Linked DNA regions of Homo sapiens: region 2 is linked to region 1. The links are chromatin loops, found by intact Hi-C in ENCODE. Cell type or tissue: lower leg skin. All regions are shown on one strand. Each heading gives the region's core, and the rest is flanking DNA. Links, peaks and the distances in the headings are about the cores only. Region 1 overlaps FCHSD2 (FCH and double SH3 domains 2). Region 2 overlaps FCHSD2 (FCH and double SH3 domains 2).

Region 1 (4,000 bases), core at 1-4,000:
CTCTACTGGGGACGCCCCGGCATTATTTTATTCCCAAGCCAGCAGACCGGCCCAGACAGCCAGGCTGTGGCTGGTCCAGACCAACTGCTATGGTGGAAAATGCAGCTTCCAGGTCCCACTACCCTGACATTTCCGTGGAAGGAAGAACCTGGTGGCTCGTGGAGGAAACCAGCTTTCTATGAGAAAGGACTGAAGGATTGCGCACCCTGCACAAGTACAGATTGACCAGGAAAAGACAAGTGTCTTCTGTGTGTCACAGGGAAAGCCAGGAGTGGCCTTCTCTGCAGGCCAGCAAGCCTGCAGCAGCAGGTGCCCCCACGTCAGGTGCTGACTGTCTGCTGTCCGCTCCTGTAGAAGGTAGGGAGCACAATACCTAGGGACTAAGGGATGTTCGCCGGTTGTGGTTTGTTTTTTTTTTTTTTCCTTGGTTAAGAAATCAAATTTGCAGAATTTAATCTACAAGTTGTATTATGCTTTGAAAACTCCATCCCTCCTAAGAATCTTAAAAAACTTGAAATGCTCGCCAAATGTCCCCATGGGATTTTTGACCAAAAGTAAGGTGATAACTGAAGAAATTTTTAGTTCTTTGATCACTTCAGTGACAATACCCATTAATGAATCTTCTCCATGATTTGGGGTTTTTTTTCGTTGTTGTTTTTTACACTTCTTAACCTGTTGATCTATTTGAGGTCTTTTGTGTTTATCAAACTTATTCTTAAGTTTAAAAAAGAAATTAAAAGGGTGGTTTTTTTAAGATTTTAAAGTTTGCTAACATATTAAAAATCTTCAAATGCTTATTAAATAGAGCAGTTCTTGCCACCCAGTCTTGTATTCTGTCTTTAGCTAGCCAAATTGTCCTTGAATTTGGGTTTTCCACAACCTCAAAGGGTTATTTGAAATCTTTTGTTGTATTTTAAAATATTTTTTGGAAGAGCTGCTAATTTTATTTTAAAAAACAAAGTTGTGAAAACATGCCTCCTTTTTAAAAAATAACCCCTCCATCCAGGATATGGAATCCAGCACCACAGTGCACAGGTCAGGGCTCGGAGGGAGCCTCTGTGCAGATGTGCTTTCTTTACAGTGGCTGTAAAAAGTTTGTATTTATTATGTATAAAATGTTGAATAATAAAAAAAATGGAATTATGTTTTCTAAGTTTTAATATAGAAAGGTTTGGGTAAACAGACCTTTCCAAAAGGCCCATGCTTCTTATAAAAACATTCCTGGGCCCTCCTTTAAACCAGCTAACAGACAGAGAGAGGAGAAAGTAAATTAATCCATCTATGAGACAGACAGTCCCTGAAGCCCCCATGTGCTAGGTGTAATATCCTGGGTACTAGAGATGGCAGTAAATAGGTTACGGTCTTTGCTTTTCCCATGGGAAAAAAAAGAAATACGTGAGGACAGTACTGTGGGACATGTGCTAGAAGGGAGGGGCAGATAGCATAGAGGCAGCTGAGGAGGGAGCTCTGATTCTGCTGCTGGAGGGGTGAGAGGAAGGTCACTGAAGTCCCCTTGCCGGATGTGACCACTGGCTTCCAGGAAGCGGGCATTCTGGATGCCTCTCCCCTTTCCTAAACCTCCACCCTAAGGAGTAATGAATTGTGTGAAAGGAGATTTTCTCGGTCCCAGGGGTGGATGGAGCATTCTTAGTCAAAGGCTGAGTCCCCCTGGCTTCCAGCCAGCCACACTGAGGACCAGGACACAGCCTGTTTGGGGAAGGGCCCCACAAGCTCTCCTCTTTCCTGGAGCTGGGGACATGCAGTAAGCATTTTTCCAGACATTATCCTGTGCATAAGACTCTTAAGTGTACACACTGCTTGTTTACATAAAAATGTGTTCAGCCGGGCGCAGTGGCTCATGCCTGTAATCCCAGCACTTTGGGAGGCCGAGGCGGGCAGATCACTTGAGGTCAGGAGTTTGAGACCAGCCTGACCAACATGGAGAAACCCAGTCTCTACCGAAAATACAAAATTGGCTGGGCATGGTAGCTCATGCCTGTAATCCCAGTTACTCTGGAGGCTGAGGCAGGAGAATCGCTTGAACCTGCGAGGCAGAGGTTGCGGTGAGCTGAGATTGTGCCATTACACTCCAGTCTGGGGAACAAGAGTGAAACTCTGTCTCAAAAAAAAAAAAAAAAAATATGTTCCAGTATAAATGTTGGGTAGATTCCTAAGTGTGGAATTTGAGGGTCAAAAAGGTATGTATTTAATTTTGTTAGATTTTGCCAAATTGGCTTCCTATAAGGACTATATCCATTTACACTCCCACCAACCGCATATGGACTTAGGAGCCAGGAGGTCTGGGTTAAATCCTGGCTCTGCCACTTGACAGCCATGGGGACTGAGCCTGTGTCCTCATCTGGAACCTGAGAATAAGACTGTGGTTCCAGGAAGGCCATATAAAGTGTGCCACAGGCTGGTCACCACGAACTCTTCTCACCACCACCTCTCCTCACCACCACCTCTCCTCACCACCACCTCTCCTGCCTTTTCTCACCACCACCTCTCCTGCCTCTTCTCAGTGTCCTTCCCTCCAGAACTAGGGTCCTTGATAGTCTTCCAGGCCCATAGTAACGCACAGAGTTGTCATAAGGCCCAAGGGAAAGAATGTGTGTGAAGTGCTCTACCAAAAATGTGGGAAGGGCTGTCAGGACACGAAATGTCATTTCCGTCTTCTGACTTCCCTGCCAGTGAAAGCTGCTTTCGGTACTGGAGGTTCCGTCTGTGACCAAGGGCAAAGCTCAGCTAACTGCCTCACCCCAGCGTCATAGCTAAATTTTGGTCTCCTTCATCACAGGAACTGACTTGATGCATGATGCAATCAACCCACAGGTTCTCAGTACACCACCTAGATCCCCTTCCTCTCTGACCCACCACCCCAGCCACATTCACAAGCCAGAGACCCAGTGGGAGGGCATCATCTGGCCTTAGCCCTGCCACTGCTTGATGGAAGACCTTTCCCTCTTAGCTGCCACATCCTCAATTGTAAAGGAATGGAATGATGGCTGGGCACGGTGGCTTACGCCTGTAATCCCAGCACTTTGGGAGGCCAAGGCTGGTGGATCACCTGAGATCAGGAGTTTGAGACCAGCCTGACCAACATAATGGAAACCCCGTCTCTTACTAAAAATACAAAAATTAGCCAGGTGTGGTGGTGGGTACCTGTAATCCCAGCTACTCGGGAGACTGAGGCAGGAGAATTGCTTGAACCCAGGAGGCAGAGGTTGCGGTGAGCCAAGATCATGCCACTGCACTCCAGACTGGGTGACAGAGCAAGACTCTGTCTCCAAAAAAAAAAAAAAGGAATGGAATGAGGTTATCTCCCAGGGCTTATCTAACTCTCATGCCCTGGATGAGTTGTTTCTAGATACAGAGAACATCACACAAAAAAGGTCACAATATTTGAAACCAGACTTACTAAGACACAGACTTCTTTGGATGGCAAGAAATTGAAAAGAAAGCAAGCCACTGGACTCTCCCGCTGGGACCTGGGACAAAACAAACCTTTATCCTCTAGATTGCAACTGCATCCCAGGCTGCTCTATCCACTCACTGCCTGAAGAACCCAGCTGCAGCTTTTGGTTTTGTGGCCAATGACTGCCCAGCCCTCTCCCAGTGGCCTTAGGATGAAATCCAGCTGCTCTGAATCTTCGCATTTATTTTGTTCATCGTGAAGTTGTTTTTCATGACAGAAATATAACTAAATTACAGAAATTTTAGGTTAGAAGGGGGAGGATTGTAATTTATCCCCAAATCCTGCAACTTTTAAGTTTCCTCCTAGACTCTTCCTGTGTTTGCCTTGTTACTGCTTGATCTGCCAAGAACCAAATGAATGCCAAAGAGCATCTTGTTCCTAGACTATTTTCCCTCGGTCCCAGAGGCCAAAAAACACACTTTTGCTGTGTCTGTTTCTGAGAGCTCTGGTCTGGGAATATTTTCCTGAAAAAAAAAAAAATTTTTTTTTTTGAGACGGAGTTTCGCTCGTCACCCAGGCTGGAGT
Region 2 (8,623 bases), core at 4,354-8,353, 110 kb before region 1:
CTGGGATTACAGGCGTGAGCCACCACGCCCGGCCAGGTTTCTTTTTGTGGTGATAAAAATGTTCTGGAATTAGGTAATGGTGATGGTTGCACAACTTTGTGAATATACTAAAAGCCACTGCATTGTATACTTTAAAATGATTAACTTAATGGTGTGTGACTAATATCTCAATAAAAAATAAGACTAGTGACTGTGAAAATCTAGCATCCCACCAGTAATCAAAGAAATGAAAATTATGCTGGGTGCTGTGGCTCATGCCTGTAATCCCAGCACTTTGGGAGGCCGAGGTGGGCAGATCACGAGGTCAGGAGATCCAGACCATCCTAGCTAACGTGGTGAAACCCCATCTCTACTAAAAATATAAAAAATTAGCCAGGCGTAGTGGCGGGCACCTGTAGTCCCAGCTACTCGGGAGACTGAGGCAGGAGAATGTTGTGAACCTGGGAGATGGAGCTTGCAGTGAGCCGAGATTGTGCCACTGCACTCCAGCCTGGGCGACAGAGCGAGACTGCCTCTCAAAAAAAAAAAAGAAATGAAAATTATGACAATGTTAATCTTAATTGTATCCATTAAAATGGTAAGTTAAAATTTTGTTAATACACTCATATTCTATTATTGATAATGTAAATTGATACAGTTGTTTTGGAGGACTTAATTGGTAATATGTATCAAATGCTTTAAAATAAACTATATTCTTTGTCTCAGAAATTATGTTGTAAGAATTTATTCTAAGGATATAATAAATATCTATTATGATATTTGTCTACATGCTTGATGATGACAATGAGATTAAAAATGGAAAGCAACTAAAATGTTGAAAAATGAAACATTCAGTAATTTTGAAGTAATTGAAATGTTTCATAATAAGCAGCCAATAATTTATGATATCCAGTGGCTGGGCACAGTGGCTCACGCTTGTAATCCCAGCATTTTGGGAGGCTGAGGTGGGTGGATTGCTTGAGTCCAGGAGTTCAAGACCAGCCTGGCCAACATGGCAAAACCCCATCTCTACTAAAAATACAAAAATTTGCCAGGTCTGGTGGCACATGCCTGTAATCCCAGCTACTCAGGAGGCTGAGACAGAAGAATTACTTGAAACCCAGAGGTGGAGGTTGCAGTGAGCCGAGATCGCACCACTGCACTCCAGCCTGGGTGACAGAGTGAGACTTTGTCTCAAAAAAACAAAACAAAACAGACAAACAAAAAATGTATGATACCCAAACGATGTCATAAAAATTATGTTGTATAAGATTATACCATTATAGTGCCATGAAAAATGTTAACACTGTATTAACTGATTAAAATGAGAATCATAAATAATATGTAAAATATAGTCTTGAATTTGTTTTTAAAGTCTGTTTTATAAGTTAATGTTCCCATATTTATGTGAGATTACCTGTGATTTTTGTTTTCTTTGGATTTTTCTGTATTTAATTTTCTTTATGAGAAAATTATGTTTTCAATATTTTTTTTAACTAATGATTTTATCACACTGTAATTTATAATCAGAAATCTATGAACTAACTTTTGGGAGATTTAAAGTAAGGGCTGTTCCAACAGAATGTGCTGGAGGATGGGAGTTCCTACACGTCCATTAGGACCAGCAATATAGTGGTGTGGCTATTAATCTTTCATTATAATATACCCATTTCTTGCTAGACTCAGTGACTCTGGTTGATTAGTTCATTGCTTAGAATAAGATCTTGTGGTCAATTCCTATGTGAGTCAAGTAAACACTGACTTTGGCTTTAGTTCTAGTCAGACAACTTGTAAGTGTGTATCACAAGTCAGAGGGGACACTACATGGGAGAGCATAAGTGGATTTTTGTAGATCAACCATTGTTGTGGGAAAACCTCTTCAGTTCTGCTCCTCTTGGCCAGATGTGGGCCTGAGTGTGAGTCTGGATAAGAAGAGTTCAAACTTCTCTTGTGACACACAGCATTTCTTACCCAGGGGAAGTTTAAATAAATTTGAACATAAAACCTAGGTCTTCCACTTGGTTTAAAGCCCTTAACTAAGAAATAAGATATATTGGAAAATGCTTCGTACCTACAGCATTGTTGTTAAGAGATGTTGGCCCCATGGGGCATGCAGCTGTTAAACCAGAGTGACTCCCAGACCCAGTGATGTGAGTCTCATTTTCTTGGACCTGAATCTCACCTGGGGCCTGGGAAAGCAGGCTGGGACACAAGGAGAATAGCTCTTGGGTAGCTGGGTGAGCTATTGCATAGATGGCTGCAAAGACTAGTCCCACAAAGAGGGGCACCTGGTGCTGCCTTGTTGGCAGGCAGTCATTTTTGTCCTACATCCTTGTGAGTAGTCTTGTGAATATGAATGTTTACTTAAGCTTGAAAAATTTCCCTAGGCATTATACTTAACATCTTGGGACTCAGTTTCCTGCTCTGTAAAATGAAAATGTTGTCTACCTTAAAGGTGGTTGTAAAAAGTAGAGTTACTGCACAAAGCTCCTAGAATATAATAGATATTCTGTAAATGGTAGCTATTACTCTGTTTATACCATCGTATTTTAAAGGTAAAATATGCTAGATACTTCCACAATACCTATTTTACAGACTTGCATTAGAGGATATTGGCAGGTATTGACATTTTGAGCATTGTAATTATTGACCATGTAATTGTCTAGTTTTTTTTAAATTATACTTTAAGTTTTAGGGTACGTGTGCACAACGTGCAGGTTAGTTACATATGTATACATGTGCCATGTTGGTGTGCTGCACCCAGTAACTCATCATTTAACATTAGGTATATCTCCAAATGCTATCCCTCCCCCCTCCCCCACCCCACAACAGGCCCTGGTGTGTGATGTTCCCCTTCCTATGTCCATGTGTTCTCATTGTTCAATTCCCACCTATGAGTGAGAACATGTGGTGTTTGGTTTTTTGTCCTTGCGATAGTCTGCTGAGAATGATGGTTTCCAGCTTCATCCATGTCCTTACAAAGGACATGAACTCATCATTTTTTATGGCTGCATAGTATTCCATGGTGTATATGTGCCACATTTTCTTAATCCAGTCTATCATTGTTGGACATTTGGGTTGGTTCCAAGTCTTTCCTATTTTGAATAGTGCCACAATAAACATATGTATGCATGTGTCTTTATAGCAGCATGATTTATAATCCTTTGAGTATATACTCGGTAATGGAATGGCTGGGTCAAATGGTATTTCTAGTTCTAGATCCCTGAGGAATCGCCACACTGACTTCCACAATGGTTGAACTAGTTTACAGTCCCACCAACAGTGTAAAAGTGTTCCTATTTCTCCACATCCCCTCCAGCACCAGTTGTTTCCTGACTTTCTAATGATCGCCATTCTAACTGGTGTGAGATGGTATCTCATTGTGGTTTTGATTTGCATTTCTCTGATGTCCATTGATGATGAGCATTTTTTCATGTATCGTTTGGCTGCATAAATGTCTTCTTTTGAGAAGTGTCTGTTCATATCCTTTGCCCACTTTTTGATGGGGTTGTTTTTTTCTTGTAAATTTGTTTGAGTTCATTGTAGATTCTAGATATTAGCCCTTTGTCAGATGAGTAGATTGCAAAAATATTCTCCCATTCTGTAGGTTGCCTGTTCACTCTGATGGTAGTTCCTTTTGCTGTGCAGAAGCTCTTTAGTTTAATTAGATCCCATTTGTCAATTTTGGCTTTTGTTGCCATTGCTTTTGGTGTTTTAGACATGAAGTCCTTGCCCATGCCTATGTCCTGAATGGTATTGCCTAGCTTTTATTCTAGGGTTTTTATGGTTTTAGATCTAACATTTAAGTCTTTAACCCATCTTGAATTAATTTTTGTATAAGGTGTAAGGAAGGGATCCAGTTTCAGCTTTCTACATATGGCTAGCCAGTATTCCCAGCACCATTTATTAAATAGGGAATCGTTTCCCCATTTCTTGTTTTTGTCAGGTTTGTCAAAGATCAGATAGTTGTAGATATGCGGCATTATTTCTGAGGGCTCTGTTCTGTTCCATTGGTCTATATCTCTGTTTTGGTACCAGTACCATGCTGTTTGGTTACTGTAGCCTTGTAGTATAGTTTGAAGTCAGGTAGTGTGATGCCTCCAGCTTTGTTCTTTTGGCTTAGGATTGACTTGGCAATGCAGGCTCTTTTTTGGTCCCATATGAATTTTAAAGTAGTTTTTTCCAATTCTGTGAGAAAGTCATTGGTAGCTTGATGAGGATGGCATTGAATCTATAATTTACCTTGGGCAGTATGGCCATTTTCACGATATTGATTCTTCCTACCCGTGAGCATGGAATGTTCTTCCATTTGTTTGTATCCTTTTTTATTTCATTGAGCAGTGGTTTGTAGTTCTCCTTGAAGAGGTCCTTCACATCCCTTGTAAGTTGGATTCCTAGGTATTTTATTCTCTTTGAGGCAGTCGTGAATGGGAGTTCACTCATGATTTGGCTCTCTGTTTGTCTGTTATTGGTATATAAGAATGCTTGTGATTTTTGCACATCGATTTTGTATCCTGAGACTTTGCTGAAGTTGCCTATCAGCTTAAGGAGATTTTGAGCTGAGACAATGGGGTTTTCTAGATATACAATCATGTCATCTACAAACAGGGACAATTTGACTTCCTCTTTTCCTAATTAAATACTCTTTATTTCCTTCTCCTGCCTGATTGCCCTGGCCAGAACTTCCAACACTATGTTGAATAGGAGTGGTGAGAGAGGGCATCCCTGTCTTGTGCCAGTTTTCAAAGGGAATGCTTCCAGTTTTTGCCCATTCAGTATGATATTGGCTGTGAGTTTGTCATAGATAGTTCTTATTATTTTGAGATACGTCCCATCAATACCTAATTTATTGAGAGTTTTTAGAATGAAGCGTTGTTGAATTTTGTCAAAGGCCTTTTCTGCATCTATTGAGATAATCATATGGTTTTTGTCGTTGGTTCTGTTTATATGCTGGATTATGTTTATTGATTTGAGTATGTTGAACCAGCCTTGCATCCCAGGGATGAAGCCCACTTGATCATGGTGGATAAGCTTTTTGATGTGCTGCTCGATTCAGTTTGCCAGTATTTTATTGAGGATTTTTGCATCGATGTTCATCAGGGATATTGTTTTAAAATTCTCTTTTTTTGTTGTGTCTCTGCCAGGCTTTGGTATCAGGATGATGCTGGCCTCATAAAATGAGTTAGGGAGGATTCCCTCTTTTTCTATTCATTGGAATAGTTTTAGAAGTAATTGTGTTGTTTTACCTCCATGTCATGCAATAGAAGTTAAAGTTGGCAGCATCACAATGAATAATGATTAAAGTCTGAGTATTTAATAGTCAGTTTATCTTCATACGTTCTTAGTGTAGTAGTTTACAATATTTGAACATGCCTTAGAACAAATATTTAATTATAGATGTGCTAACTGAAACTTCTTGTAGTTAATGAACTAATAAAATATCAAAATACAATGTTTATGTATCTTATTCAGCAAGTATTTCTTGAATAAATACTAAGTGTGAGGTATCATTCTGAGTGCCTCAGTGAACAAAACAGCCAATATAATTTTATATTTTAAATATGTAAAACACTGAAACATATATGTTCAAAAGTCAAATAGACTGACCCAGGGAATTCTCACTTCCATTTCTGTGCCCTTCATCTCCGTCTCACCTGTCATTCTCTTCAATTTCCTTCCCTTTCATTAAAGCTATTAATAAATAACCAAGGTAATATGAAGTTCACATTTACTGTTTTCCCATAATCCATATTGTTCTGTGCTGTCTTTTTCCTGATTCAGTGTCTCACTAATCCTTTCCTACTCAAACCTCTCCATCAGACATCTTGGAATTCTATTCAGTAGTCCTCAGTTAATCCTAACTATAGTTGAATTAAGTAGGTTGAAGTTGAAGTAAGTGTTAAATGTAGATAGTAAATATAAAAGTCAGGGCTGGGCAAAGTAGGTCATGCCTGTAATCCCAGCACTTTGGGAGGTAGAGGTGGGCAGATCACATGAGGTCAGGAGTTCGAGACCAGCCTGGCTAACATGGGGAAACCCCATTTCTAATAAAAATACAAAAAATTAGCTGGGCATGGTGGCACGCGCCTGTAATCCTAGCTACTCAGGAGGCCAAGGAAGGAGAATCACTTGAACCCGGGAGGCGGAGGTTGTAGTGAGCCAAGATCGCACCATTGCACTCCAGCGTGAGCAACAAGAGCAAAACTCTGTCTCAAAAGAAAAAGTCAGTATTAATGAATTTGTGATTTAGCCAGGCATGGTGGCTCACACCTATAATCCCAGCACTTTGGGAAGTATGCACCTGTAGTCCTAACTACTTGGAAGCCTGAGGTGGGAGGATTCTGAAGTCCAAGAGTTTGAAGCTGCGAACTATGATCATACCACTGCACTCCAGCCTGGGTGATAGAGCGAGACCCTGTGTCTAAAAACAAAACAGTGAGATATGACTTCACATCCTCTAGGAGAGCCATAATAAAAATAAAATAAAATGAATAGCATAGCATATACCATAACATTCTATAGCATGTTTGTCAATACTTTTTAATTTTAATAAAGTATGTATTTTCCATTTGATTACCAAAGTACCAGAAGAAAATTTGAAAAGTACAGAAAACCTAAAGATAAATTAAAATAACTTCACATTGTAACAGTAAACCACTCTTACTGTCATCTTGGCATATCCTTCTAATCTTTCCTAGGCATGTATTACATATACATGTTTCAAAATTGTTATACACGTAAGTCCTTTTATTTTTTCACATAAAATACATTCTGAGCTATTCCTGCCTGTGTTAGCCCATTTACATTGGTTTAAAGAAATACACAAGGCTGGGTAATATAAAGAAAAGAGGTTTATTTTGGCTCACAGTCCTGCAGACTGTACAGGGAGCATGCTGCTGGCATCTGCTTCTGGTGAGGCCTCAGGAAACTTACAATCATGGCAGAAGGCAAAGTGGAAGCCTGCATGTCATATGGTGAGAGATGGAGCAAGAGAGGAGGGAGCTGCCAGGCTCTTTTAAACAGCCAGCTCTAGTGTGAACTTATAGAGTGAGAACGCTCTCATTACTGTGAGGACAGCAGCAAGTCATTCATGAGGGATCTGCTGCCATGACACAGACACCCCCTGCTAGGCCCACCTCCAACATTGGAGATCACATTTCGACATGAGATTTTGAGGGGACAAAACATTCAAACTGTATCACTGCCTTTACATGTTACTTGAAAATGTGATTTTAATGACTGCATAGTATTTGATCATATTAATATGCCATTAACTTTATTACTTTTTTATGCTTTTATAAACTTTTTTAATGCTTTTTAGTGAAGGTTCTTTTTTACAATCTTAATACACCTCTTTGATAACTTCCTTAAGATATCTTTTTTTGAAGCTACATTCCCTGGTCAAAAACAAAGATTGGTTAATACTTTTCATTTGGCTAGCTGATTGCCCTCTGAAAAGATTATATCAGTATATACTTCTGAAAGCAGTGTATGAAAGTGCCTATCCTTGCACCCTTGTCAAAACTGTATTTTATATTTAAACAAACGTACATATATGAGCAACAATCTGGATGAAGGTAAAGAAATCTTAATTTTTAATTTTTTGCTTACTAACAAATTGAACATTTTTATTTCATGTTGTTTAAACAACTCTTCTGACCAGTGATGAGTTAAAAGAAAAAATAGATCAATACAAGAACAAAACAGTTAATGATAAAGTAATAATAAGTAATATATTAATAGAGTTGGGAGTCTATATTTTATACTAAGCAAACTGACATCCAACATAATTTATAATTTGTATTTTTATAAATATAAAAATTATATAAATTATAATTTAAGTATAGTTTTTATATCCTCTTAGATACTATTTTGAACGTGTGGGATTCAGTGACTTAGCAAAGGTTTTTATTTGAGGCCATTCATTAATTCATAATTTAACAAATATTTACTGTCATTCTATGTGTCATTTACTGGGGACACATAGTGAACAAGACTCATGTGGCCTCTGGTCCCTTGAAGGAGAATAAAAATATTAAAATAGCTTATTTATTTATTTTTTTGACTGTCCTAAATTATGAGGTATGAATTTTACAAACTTTACTTATATTAGTGGTAACAGTGGAACTGGAGAGTTTTGCGCCTTCTCTAAGCTGCCCGGCAAGAACCACCAATAGCATGGTGGAACATACGGTCCTTTCCAAGCCCATGGCTCTTTCGGCCTGTAGATGTCAGCCCACACATCTCCCTGTGCTTATAGACTGCTTTGGTGATCCATTGGGTGTCAGGATTTCTTCTGATAGCTTTATGGAATGGATCAATGAGGATAACCTCAAAAAATTTGTATGTGTAATCTTCACCAACCCAATAAGAATTCAGGACTCTAAGAGCCCCACAGTGGCATCCAGCTCACTCCTCTGCAACGCACTGAAGGCTTCAGGCAAACTTTAGCTGATTAACACCATGATGAACAGGCTTGCCATTAGTTGCACCCTTAGGAACTGGGCGTTTTCTGCCACCACGGTGAACATGAATCCTATATATAATGTAACCTTGCTTGGCCTTGCAGCCTGGTCGGCGCGCTTTATCAGGCTGGGTGGGGCGGGGAGCCCTGTGGAGAGCAGAGAGCTGGCAGTACTGCCAG

Evidence for each region. Peaks named below come from ENCODE experiments on the same cell type or tissue, not always from the same donor. Only the 100,000 strongest peaks of a DNase experiment are listed, where the experiment ranks them.
Region 2: a loop joins it to region 1, with 6 times the contacts of the local background. A loop is called at or near these places in 1 of 110 quality-filtered maps.

The regions. Positions count from the first base shown.
Region 1 is chr11:72,833,888-72,837,887 of GRCh38, reverse strand. FCHSD2 (FCH and double SH3 domains 2) reads left to right here. Exons shown (of 20, transcript NM_014824.3): 20 at 1-1,143. It also overlaps a transcript of ATG16L2 not described here. Among named protein-coding and RNA genes, the nearest start is that of ATG16L2, 21 kb to the right of the region's middle. In lower leg skin, for the core only: no CTCF peak of the experiment used is centred there; DNase peaks (open chromatin) are centred at 1,683 and 2,920.
Region 2 is chr11:72,940,578-72,949,200 of GRCh38, reverse strand. All of the region lies in intron 8 of FCHSD2 (FCH and double SH3 domains 2), which reads left to right. It also overlaps the pseudogene RPL15P16. Among named protein-coding and RNA genes, the nearest start is that of ATG16L2, 130 kb to the right of the region's middle. In lower leg skin, for the core only: no CTCF peak of the experiment used is centred there; no DNase peak of the experiment used is centred there.